Regions from separate parts of the Mus musculus genome. Here region 1 is linked to region 2. Evidence: chromatin loops called from intact Hi-C (ENCODE). Cell type or tissue: heart. All regions are shown on one strand. Each heading gives the region's core, and the rest is flanking DNA. Links, peaks and the distances in the headings are about the cores only.

Region 1 (5,369 bases), core at 176-5,175, 130 kb before region 2:
AAAAATAAAAAAGGAAGTAAGGCTGTCTAAATACTGTACCAGATACAACACTCTTTTTTTTTTTTTTTTTAATGTGGCAAGAACTGGTAACAAGAGAGTGACTCTCTTCCCAAAGCCCAGTGTCTAAGAGGACCAATAGGATACCAGTGGCCGGGGAGGAACAGGGTGGGATTTCTGGACCTTTTCCTCCATTCCTACTGCCACTCCGGGTCAAAGGCTTTCCTAGAGTGAGACCCTGAGTCCAGGGTCTGATGAATGAGTGGGAGTGGCTTGACAGAGCAAGCTCTGAGGAAAGGGACACCTTGCTGAAGGAGCCAAAAGCATCGAGAAGCTGGGACCCTTTCGATGGCTTCAGGCTGGAATGACCTGCACAGAGCTCTTTACTGTCTGAGGTCCGAAGGAAGCCCAAAGAAAGCCGTGTTGGCTGAGAGCAGCCTGCAACCACTGGGTTTTCACCGGGTTTTCCTTTTGTGGGAGAGCCAGCTGAGGAATCCTGGGGCAGGTGGTCAGGACATGAGCAGGATAGAGGGAGGGAAGTACCCAAAAGCCTCCTGGGTTTCCTCCAAGGAGTGGCTGTCGAAGGCTCAGGGGCTCCTGGAGCAATATATGTGGGACCGATGTAAGGGACAGACTGGGACTGGTTTCATGTGGGATTGCTTACAGGACGTTCAAAGAAAAAGGCCTTGGAGTTTGTTAAACAATAGGGCTAGGGGGGCTGGAGAGATGGCTCAGTGGTTAAGAGCACTGACTGTTCTTCCAAAAGTCCTGAGTTCAAATCCCAGCAACCACATTGTGGCTCACAACCATCCTTGATGAGATCTGAAGTGGTGTCTTCTTCTTCTGGGGTGTCTGAAGACAGCTACAGTGTACTTACATAAAATCAATCAGTAAATCAATCAATCTTTGGGCTGCCAGAGCGACCGGGGCTGGAGCAAGTGGGGCCAGAGCGAGAAGAAAAAGTGTCTGAAGACAGCTAAAGTGTACGTACTTACATATAATAAATAAATACATCTTTTTAAAAAAATAGGGCTAGGGCTTGTGAGAGAAGTAAAAAAAAAATCTATGGGAGATGGTTGCATCCAACGGGCTATCAATACTTTTTTTTTTTCTTTTTGAGACAGGAGTCTATGTAGTCCTGACTGGCCTAGAACTCACAGGGATCCACCTACCTTTGCCTCCCAAGTGCTGTGATTAAGACAGTCAGAGTGCGCACATTTTATCTAACCTTCATGACCCCTGTCAGGTGGTATCATTAGGCCTTCAGTACAGGTGAGGAAACCGAGGGGGATGAGCGACTTAAATCCACACAGCTCTGAGTGACAGAGCTAGGAATCAAGGTCATGTCTGCATCCTACTCCAGGTCTGTCCTACCACTACCACCACCACCCCTGCTCCATTCTAATGGCTGATAACTCAGTCTCCCTCTTTTTTTTTTTTTTTTTTTAAATAATTTTTCAAGACAGGGTTTCTCTGTGTTCCCCTGGCTGTCCTGGAACTCACTCTGTAGACCAGGCTGGCCTCGGACTCAGAAATCCGCCTCTCTCTGCCTCCCAAGTGCTGGGATTAAAGGCGTGCGCCACCATGCCCGGCTCAGTCTCCCTCTTTAGCCCTTAGGAGACATTGCCCAGGAGCAGGTGGCACTGAGGGCATGGTGGCTAAGTGAGGAGAGAGCTAGAGCCAATGTGCACAAGGCTGCAAGTTGCACTGCAGGCAAACAGGGCTTACGGCCGGGAAAGTCATTGCCTGTTATCTTGGGAAGCCTTGAGTCTTGGGAAGAGCCCATTTCTGGGAGTGTTGGTAGCGGTATTATGCTGGATACTAGATTATTTCCCTGTTAATCAGCTGGGAAGGACCGCCGGCAAAGGGCAGTGTGGCTTTGAAGATCTGTGGGAGCAGTGAGAGAGCGATACAGAGGCAGAGACGGACGGACGGACGGACGACAGACGGAAAGGAGAGCAGCAGTTGCGGCTAAGGGCTGAGGCACTGAGTGAAAGTGGGTGGGTGGTAGAGCTTGAATAGGAAGTATCTCCCCAGAGGGCTTATGTGGTAAAGCATGGTCCCCACTTGGTGGCAGTATAGAGAAGCCATTAAGAGCAACAGCATGCCACCAATCCACTGCAAACTGAACAACATACAAGTTGGCAGGAGCCTGAGAAGAGTTCAGAACTGTGGGTGAGTGGACACTGTAGCCAAGAAGGACTCCAGAGGACTTAGAGTCAGGATGCTCGGAGCTAGGGAGATGGTTCAGTGGGTGAAGGCGCTTGCTGCCAAACCTCATGGCCTAAGTTTGATCCCGGGACCTGTGTGGTAGAAATGATCCCAACTGTTCCTCCCATCACAGCAATGCTCTGGTATCCATGTGTGCACACACATACAACGAATAAACACACAGACAATATATATAATAATTAAAAAAAAAATCAGGATTCCCTAAAAGTGATGTATTTCTCTGTCAGGGAGTTTCCAGTTGAGAACAGCTCACTTCAGGGAGACTACTTATCACTGTTAGATGAATACCAGGCACAGTCTTGGGTTTCTGTTTTTCTCTTGTGTGTCTGTATGTGTGTGTGGTGTCGCTGTGCGTGTATATGGTATGCCTGTTTCTGTGGTGTGTGTCTGGGCCTTTGTATGGTATGTGGTGTGTGTGTGTATGTGTGGTATCTGTGCGTGTGTATGGTATATCTGAGTGTGTGTGTATGGTATGTCTCTGTGTGTGGTATGTGTGTGTGTGTATGTGTGTGTGTGCATGTCATGTCTGTGTGTGTGTGTGTGTGATGTATGTGTGTCTGTGAATATGTATGATATAGTATGTCTGTGTGTGTGTGTGTGTGTGTGTGTGTGCATAGCATGTCTCTGTGTGTGTGTGATGTATGTGTGTCTATGAATGTGTATGATATGGTATGTCTCCGTGTGTGTCCGCCTGTAAACTGGAACTGACTGTGCCCAGGGCCTTGAACATGCTAGGCAACTGCCCTACCCACTGAGCGACATTCCCAGCCCTAAGGTCTCAAGTTCTTAGCCTGTACCTTTCTATCTACCCTCCCCTCCACACCAGGGTAGGGACAGTCCAGCACACTCTACTGCGTGGAAACACTGAGACTGGGTGGGGAAGCAACTTGCCTGAGATCCCACAGCCCAGTTGGATCTACCGGACCCCAGACCTTATCCCCTGGGTCACCCCATGGTTCATTTAGCTTTGCCTGACTTTGTGCAGCTTCCTCTTGGCCTCTGTCTCACTCCAGCCTGAAGCTTCCTCCAGCCTCAGGCCTTCCCACAAGGCCGGTGTGCTGTACCCACACCTCCCACCCAGATGTCCTCACCTGTACTTTTTCCTTTTTTAACAGGAGCACAATTGCAACTTAATGTCTATGACTGTGTCACTTTTTTTTTTTTTTGCCAGATATCCAAACCTATATCTGGACATTGCTATGCTCCTAGTGCCAGAAATAACTGATAGGCCTAGAGCCTGATACAAAAATTAACAAACAAACAAGCAAACAAACAAACACCAAGAGCCAGGCCGCTGGGATTTTTAGCCATTATGTTCTTGTGTGTGATTTAAAAAGAAAAAGAAAAAAAAAGTTACCAGCCTAGGTTTGCTTTCTACCCTCAGTCCTGAGTATTCAACCCCTACTTCCACTGGACTCTCCCTCAGGCCTGCCCTGCGGGACAGAAAGTAGGAACAACCTAGGAGCAGCCCTGGCAAAGGCTCTCAGAGGCCTAGGGACCTTGGCCACTGCAGGGCACTCACTGTTCCTTGGCGATCTCCAGGTCCTTTCGGTGGCTCTGCAAGGCAGCCACCATCTGCCCCAGCTCAATCTGGGCGTTGCCTATGCAGCTGTACAAGTTCCCGACCAGCTCGTCCTTGTTGGGTACCTCCTCTTGGTTCCATTCCAGAACCTTCTTAAGGACTTTCTCAGCTTTTTGGAGGCTCCCATCAGCACTGCCACTGGTCAACACTGGGGAGAGAAGGAGTTGACACGGAGGTCAACTCCATATTGACGGACCAACTCCTCCCAGATAATTTCCATCCACAAGTCAGCAGAGGCCTAGGCTCTGACTATCATGTTGCCTCTCTCCATCCCCCATGCCCGAGAATACTACCCACACATGTCAATGTCCTCTAGGCTCTTGAGGATGTAGTGGGCTGTCTGCGAGGGGCTGCGTTTCCGGTCCCTCAGCCACTTCTCTTGCATCAGCTTCCGGTCTCGCTCCCTGGCATAGATGGGCTTCTGCTGCCTCCAGAAGTTGCTGCGGGTGTCCAGGTAGTTGATGCCAGTCATAATGAGGTCCTCCACGGTCAGGCCACTCTTGATGGTGCCTTTGATGAGATCTGTGCAGAGGCATCAAGGAGATCACACATGGAGGGGAGTCACCCTTTCTAGGCTTGGAACCCCTGATGTAGGGCCCTGTGAGGACCTCTGTCTGCAGTTGCCCCAGCAGTGAGGAAATGAGGAGTATGTGGGTGGTGATGGAAAGCCAGGGGACATTCTTGGGACAGGCCTTTTTGTGGCAAAAGAGGAGGGACCATAAGGGTATTTTGGACAACTTTCTGAGAAGCCTATACTCAAGGGTCCCTCCTTTCAAGCTGTGTCCTCAGGGAATAAAGACGAGTCTGAATGGAAACATTGGTCCATGTTGCCAGTCCTTGTCCAGCAGCCAGGTGCCAGGTACACTGGTGCATGCTGGGAGCTGTAGGGGTGTGCCTTCATCCTGTCTGTTCTGTGGCCAGAGCTTAGGGCCAATTGAAATGACGCAAGGCCACTTGGGATAATGTTCAGGCCACTCCTGCCCTCCGTGGCAGGCCCTCTAGAGACCAGGAAGCCTTCAGGCTTGTTACCAAGGAGATGTGCCAACAGTAAAGTGGTGTGCCAAAACCCTTCAGAGAACCCTGCAGGAGACCTTAGGAAACCATTTCTGGAGAGAGGGTACTTGTTTCCAGGGTGCCCCCTGCTCGGGTGTATCAGGGCAGAGCAACACCGCCATGGCAGCTTAGTAGGCGGCCTCAGTTTGAGGGTTCTGTCGGCACAGTGTGTTGGACTGGATTCTGTTGGTAACGCCACCACTGACTTGCTTGCCACCTTGCTTGCCACCTTGTACATTCGGTGAATTCTATTTCCTTGTCTGTGAAATGAGGGATGGGCCGGATGATGTCTCAGAACATGTAGTGCTGCTGCGCTCAGATCCCAGCACCCATCTGTCAGGTTCTTTTACCCACCGTACAGACTACGGCGGCAGTGGTTGTGATTTGCCTCGTGAGTGTCCCTCCCTTAACGGCCCCATGTGTTAGGGCTTGCTTCCTAGCCAGTGTACTACTGGAATATGGAAGAATCTTTAGGTTTTTTTGTTGTTGTTTTTTTTTTTTTTTT
Region 2 (5,369 bases), core at 214-5,213:
GCCTTGAACTCAGAAATCCACCTGCCTCTGTCTCCCAAGTGCTGGGATTAAAGGCATGTGCCATAGCTGCCTGGCAGATTCTTTTTTTTTTTTTTTTTAATTCATGTATATGAGTGTTTTACCTGCATGTATGTATGTGTACCAGATGTGTGCCTGGTAATTGCAGAGGTCAGTTGAGTGTGCCAGCTCCCCTAAACCTGGAGTAGCCATGGTTGCTAGCCACCGTGTGGGTACTGGGAACTGAACCTGGATCCTCTGTAAGAGCAGCCAGTGCTCGTAACCACCGACCCACCTCTTCAGCCCTGTGAAAGGGATTTGAGGTTAGACACCCAAGACAGACTGCAGAGCCAAGCAGAAGTAATTGGTTTGCTAGCGTTTTGCAATTTCAACTGTTCTCAAAAGACTGATGAGCCGGGCAGTGATGGTGCACGCCTTTAATCCCAGCACTTGGGAGGCAGAGGCAGGCGGATTTCTGAGTTCGAGGCCAACCTGGTCTACAGAGTGAGTTCCAGGACAGCCAGGGCTACACAGAGAAACCCTGTCTCGAAAAACTAAAAAAGATGTGACGAACTAGGGGGGATTCTCCCTGTGGCTCCTGTCAAAGAACAAACAGAGGGCTGGTTCTCCTGGACCTTTTCTCTGGTCCCAATCAAGTTGTCCACGCACTGTCCTGTTCAAGAGGCTGGTTTTCGGAAGTGAGGTTTGCATGTAGATCGGAAGGGACCAGGAGTCCAGGGCTAATGAATACCTGCTGAATGCACATGCCATTCTGGGCACTTAGACACCTGCCGTCTCAGTGACCCTGTGAGCAGAATCCCTTTATGTAGGTAGCTCAGACAGGATGAGTAACTTGCCCAAAAGCTGTAGCTAATAAGAGCCAAGTTCTGGGTCAGTTCTCCATCTGCTGGTTTCTCAGCTTCACTCTCAACTGTCCTAGGGTTTTTTTTTTTTTTTGGGGGGGGGGAGGGAGTTGGAGGGGTGGGTGGGGAGGATCTATGTGGGCATGGGGAGCAGCTATGGCTGGTTCAGGATCACAACCTCAGGAGCTTTCTGGAGGCTTTGGTGACCAATCACTGGCCTTAGGCAGCAATCCTGTCTTAAGGTCCTGGGATGTGTTAGCTTTCTGTTACTGTAACAAAAATACAGCAACCAACTTAAAAGGTGGGGGGAGTTACTTGGCTTTATAGTTTGGGAAGTTTCAGGCTGTACTACTTGGCAACAATTGTTTCCGGCCTGTGGTGGCAGAGTAGTCATGGTGGGAAGTACTTCATGATGAAATAGCCTTTTGGCCTTAAGGTAGCCTGGTACAAGAGAGACTAGGGCCTTACAATCCACTTCCAAGAATACACCAACGGTCAGTTCCCTTTCTGTTGTAACAAAACAACCTCGGCAGCTTATAAATACAGTTGGTTGGGCTTGTGATTTTAGAAGGTTAGAGTCCTTGACGATGGCCAAAGGGGAAGCGGGAGAACCTGAGAGCCTACGCCTTGGTCCACAAACAGGAGGCAGAGAGGACACAGGAGTAAGGTAGGGCACAGAGGGTGTTTTGGAAGCCTCAAAGCCTGCCCCTGCGGCAGATGCCTACCATGAAGGCCACACCGAATCCTTCCCAAACAGCACTGCTAACTGGGGAACCAAGTATCCAAATATATGACCGAGCGGGACTATTCTCATTCAAACCACCACACCAACGAAACTTTCCACGAGCCCCGCACCTTCTAACAGCCTCCTGAGCTGGAGACCAAGCCTTCGGGGACATCCTGACACCAAACTGTAGCACTGGGCAAGAGGATGCTGCTTAGGAATAGTGAGGGTGGGATGTGGCCTTGTCGTTTTCTGGAAAGCCCCAGTCCGCCGAGAAAGCACGGGGCATCTCCATCACTGTGTGCAGAATGAGACAGGCAAGTGAGGGTGAACAGACTGGCTGGGGAGAGAGGCAGTTCTCTCTAGGACTGTAACATCTGAAGTCAGTTTCCTCCCCTCTGGCAAGAAGGAGAAAGGAAGGTGGGAGTGCTGCGGTCCTGAGAACGGATCTGTATAAACAAGTGTGATCTGGCCTGGGTGGACTGATTCTTGGGCTTTAGAGGTTGTCTGAGGTCATGGACACTGTTTTTTGCCTTCAGCTAAGACAATAAGGAACTGGGCTCCTCTGCAGGCCTCTCCTGCAGACCCTTATCTCTGGACAGTAACTCCCAAGGCCCCAGGCCTCTTCACACCCACAGGCATCTGATTAGGCCTGAAGGAGGGACGTGTGAAGATCGCCATCTGGCGTCTGGAGTTCATGAGGCCATGACAACTGCCTGACTCATCCCCCATTTCTGCACTTGCCCTCGGGGTAAAAGTGCTCTCCTGAGCTGGGGAGATTGCTCAGCCTTTCGGTAAAGTGCTTACCATGCAAGCCCCCACCCCCCACCCCCCAACCATGTGACAAGCAGGTACAGTATTGCACCTGTAATCCCAGCTCCGATTTGCAAACCAGTCAATCTAGCCTAATTTTTTTGACCGCCAAGTTCAGTGAGAGATCCTGTCTGAAAAAAATAAGGTTTATGTAGGGCCTCGTGAGATGGTTGAGCAGCCCGCATGGTGGTGCACTTGGGAGTCAGAAGCAGGCAGCTCTCTTGAGGACGGCCTGATCTACATTGCAAGCTCCTGGACAGGTTTACAAGGAGAGACCTGCCTCAAAAAAAGAGGGCAGGGGAGAGAGGACTCTGTAATTAAAAGCACTGACTGCTCTTCCAGAAGACCTAGCCTTGATTCTCAGTACCCACATGGCAGTTCACAGTTGTCTGTAATCCAGTCCTAGGAGATCCAATGCTGTCTTCCAGCCTCTCTAGGCATCAGGCATACATATGGTATACAAACAGACTATAGGTAAAACACAAACACATTAAAAAACCTAAGAGGAGCTGGTGAGATGGTTCAGCAGTTAAGAGCGCCGACTGCTCTTCCAAAGGTCCTGAGTTCAAATCCCAGCAACCACATGGTGGCTTACAACCATTTGTATCTGATGCCATCTTCTGGAGTGTCTGAAGACAGCTACAGTGTACTTACATATAATAAATAAATAAATATTTTTTAAAAAAGGAAAAAAAAACCTAAAAGATAAAGGTGAGAGAGCCCATACTGCTCTTCAGGAGGGCCACATTCAGTTCCCAGCACACACGTGGCAGATAACAATTGGCTCTAACTCCGGTCTCAGGGCATCTGATAGACCCTTTTGTGGATTCTGTGGGTGCCAGGCACACATGTAGTACAAAAGACATACATGCAGGCAAAACATCCACCTATCCATCTATGAACACATACAAACACACTAAAAAAATTAAAAAGTGGAGAGAGATTGCCAGGGACGTCGGAACTCAGCCACCAGTCCCACACACATACAGGCATACAATAAAAGCACCAAAAAGAAAACCAGACATCTGTCCACTTCTGGAGGTCTTCAGTTTAGCCTTTTATTGACACAAAGGAGAAAGGACTGGATCAGTTTAGCCTTTGAGTCCAAGACCCTGCCCACCTTCCTCCCCTCAGATTAGCACCAAGTGCAGGTTCTCGAAACCCTTGGGCCTGAGCAGGCTTTCCTCTTACACAACCTTTCATTTTAGAGGGAACTTCTTAAGATGAGAGACCTGACCCCGGTGGCTTGGGAGGAGAAGAGTGAGAATGGTGGGCAGCTGGAGCCACCCCTTCCTGAGGAGCAGAGCTGAGGCAGAAGAACGCAGGCTCTCGTCACTCAGATTCATGCCCCTGCAGAGCTGCCATGACAGAGGGGACGGGGACAGGCGGGGACAGGGAGATGGGACAGGACAGTACAAATAAAGGGCACGTCTGGGAAAGTGAAGGACCAAGAAGCTCACCCTTGCCGTGCCTAGTGACGTGAGATGGGAGGATGGGTGTGTGGGGTTCGCGATGGCCCTAACCAAATCTCAGTGCCTCCTCCCTGAACTGGATCTGTCACAAGAACCTTAAGGAAGAGGCTTAGGGTTGGACGAGAAAAACACAGATGTCTGTGCTGAGAACTGAAAGCCACGGCCCATGCGTGGGAAGACCACAGTAGTCTCCACTGATATCCAGTGACTCCCAGAGTTATTCCCCCTGACGGATCGGGGGGCTGTTAGCAGGCCAGCTCCATGCCCACTGCCCCCCAGCCGAGGGGCCTTTGTGTCTGAGGTCAGGCCTGACACTCTGGCCCTCAGAGCTCCTCATGGACCCGCTCCTGGTCCTCATCTGACTTCAGCTTGAGCTCCTCAGCTGTGATCTTGCCATCCTGGTTCCGGTCCTGGTTCTGAAACATGTCACTGATGGTTTTGTCTGGGTCTTGCCCAGGCATGAGGCGTCCTTTGCCTTCATTCACTTGAGCCTTGATGAAGGAAGAGAACTGGGGGAGGGGAGAGCAGAGGAGGGTGAGGTGGTGAGGCTCATGGTCAACAGCTGCGGATGGCCTTGGGAAGGGGCCCCAGGTGCTGGCCCACATTGTTCCCACCCCCCAGCCTGGTACCCAGAGGATTTGGGTCTGAGATGGAGGGTGGTAGGAGGAGGACAGGCTGCATGCACAGTGTGCAGGAGGGAATGCATGGAGCTCAGCAGAGGGGAGCAAAGTAGGCAGCCAGAGGGCAGTGAGCATGCTGGCTTCTGGGTTGGGGTTGTGACTGAGTTCCTGACCCACCTCTTCTGGGGGCACCTCTCCATCTTTATTGAGATCCATGTCTTCAAAAAGGCTAGTGGAAGGATCCTGGTACCACACAAACAGGTAGCCTGTGGGCAGGCCATCCTCTCGGGATACCAGCTCCACCTCAAATAGCAGCACAGCACTGCCAGGGACACCCCGGGCTGGAGAGATGGAGGGCAAAGAGAACAGAATTCCAGTGAGGTTTGAAGCTGAGCCCTAACGCAGGCCTCCGTTTTCTCTTATGGAAGGGGCACGGGGTGTTTAACCATCCTAAAAGTTTCCCTGGTCCCACCCACCAGTGGCCAAGGCCTGAGATGGATAGGGGCAAACCATGGGAATAGACTTAGAATCTGGGTCTCTGTCTCTCACCTCCATTCTCCCCGTGGGCCAGGTGTGGGGGCACAATGAGCTGCCTCCTCTCTCCTACACACATGCCCTGCAGGCCCCTGTCCAGACCTTCGATCACTTTGTTGGCTCCGAGGGTGATCTCTTGAGGGGCCTCATAGTCGTGGCTGTGGGGAGAGTGGATTTCCAGGTCAGCAGCAGGGGTGACTGAAGGCTCGTCTCTTTCAGTATCTCTATCATTCTAGAATGGCAGTTCTCACTTCCTCCAGCTTTACACCCTCATTTCTCTGCATTTCACACCCATAGCTCCCCGAGGCTCAGTGAGACAGGAAGTAAGAGACTGTGAGACCCAGAG

Evidence for each region. Peaks named below come from ENCODE experiments on the same cell type or tissue, not always from the same donor. Only the 100,000 strongest peaks of a DNase experiment are listed, where the experiment ranks them.
Region 1: it touches region 2 in a loop (5-fold over the local background); 13 of 42 quality-filtered maps call a loop at or near these places.

What each region holds. Positions count from the first base shown.
Region 1 is chr11:100,552,454-100,557,822 of GRCm38, reverse strand. Ttc25 (tetratricopeptide repeat domain 25) reads right to left here. Exons shown (of 12, transcript NM_028918.3): 6 at 4,109-4,333; 7 at 3,752-3,959. Among named protein-coding and RNA genes, the nearest start is that of Ttc25, 9.5 kb to the right of the region's middle. In heart, for the core only: a CTCF peak has its summit at 2,062 (motif pointing right); a DNase peak (open chromatin) is centred at 2,062; H3K4me3 peaks cover 527 bases; H3K27ac peaks cover 314 bases.
Region 2 is chr11:100,422,897-100,428,265 of GRCm38, reverse strand. Fkbp10 (FK506 binding protein 10) reads right to left here. Exons shown (of 10, transcript NM_010221.2): 8 at 5,039-5,181; 9 at 4,667-4,830; 10 at 3,426-4,378. The coding sequence ends at 4,193. It also overlaps a transcript of Nt5c3b not described here. Among named protein-coding and RNA genes, the nearest start is that of Fkbp10, 9.9 kb to the right of the region's middle. In heart, for the core only: a CTCF peak has its summit at 2,256; DNase peaks (open chromatin) are centred at 2,255 and 4,215; H3K27ac peaks cover 928 bases.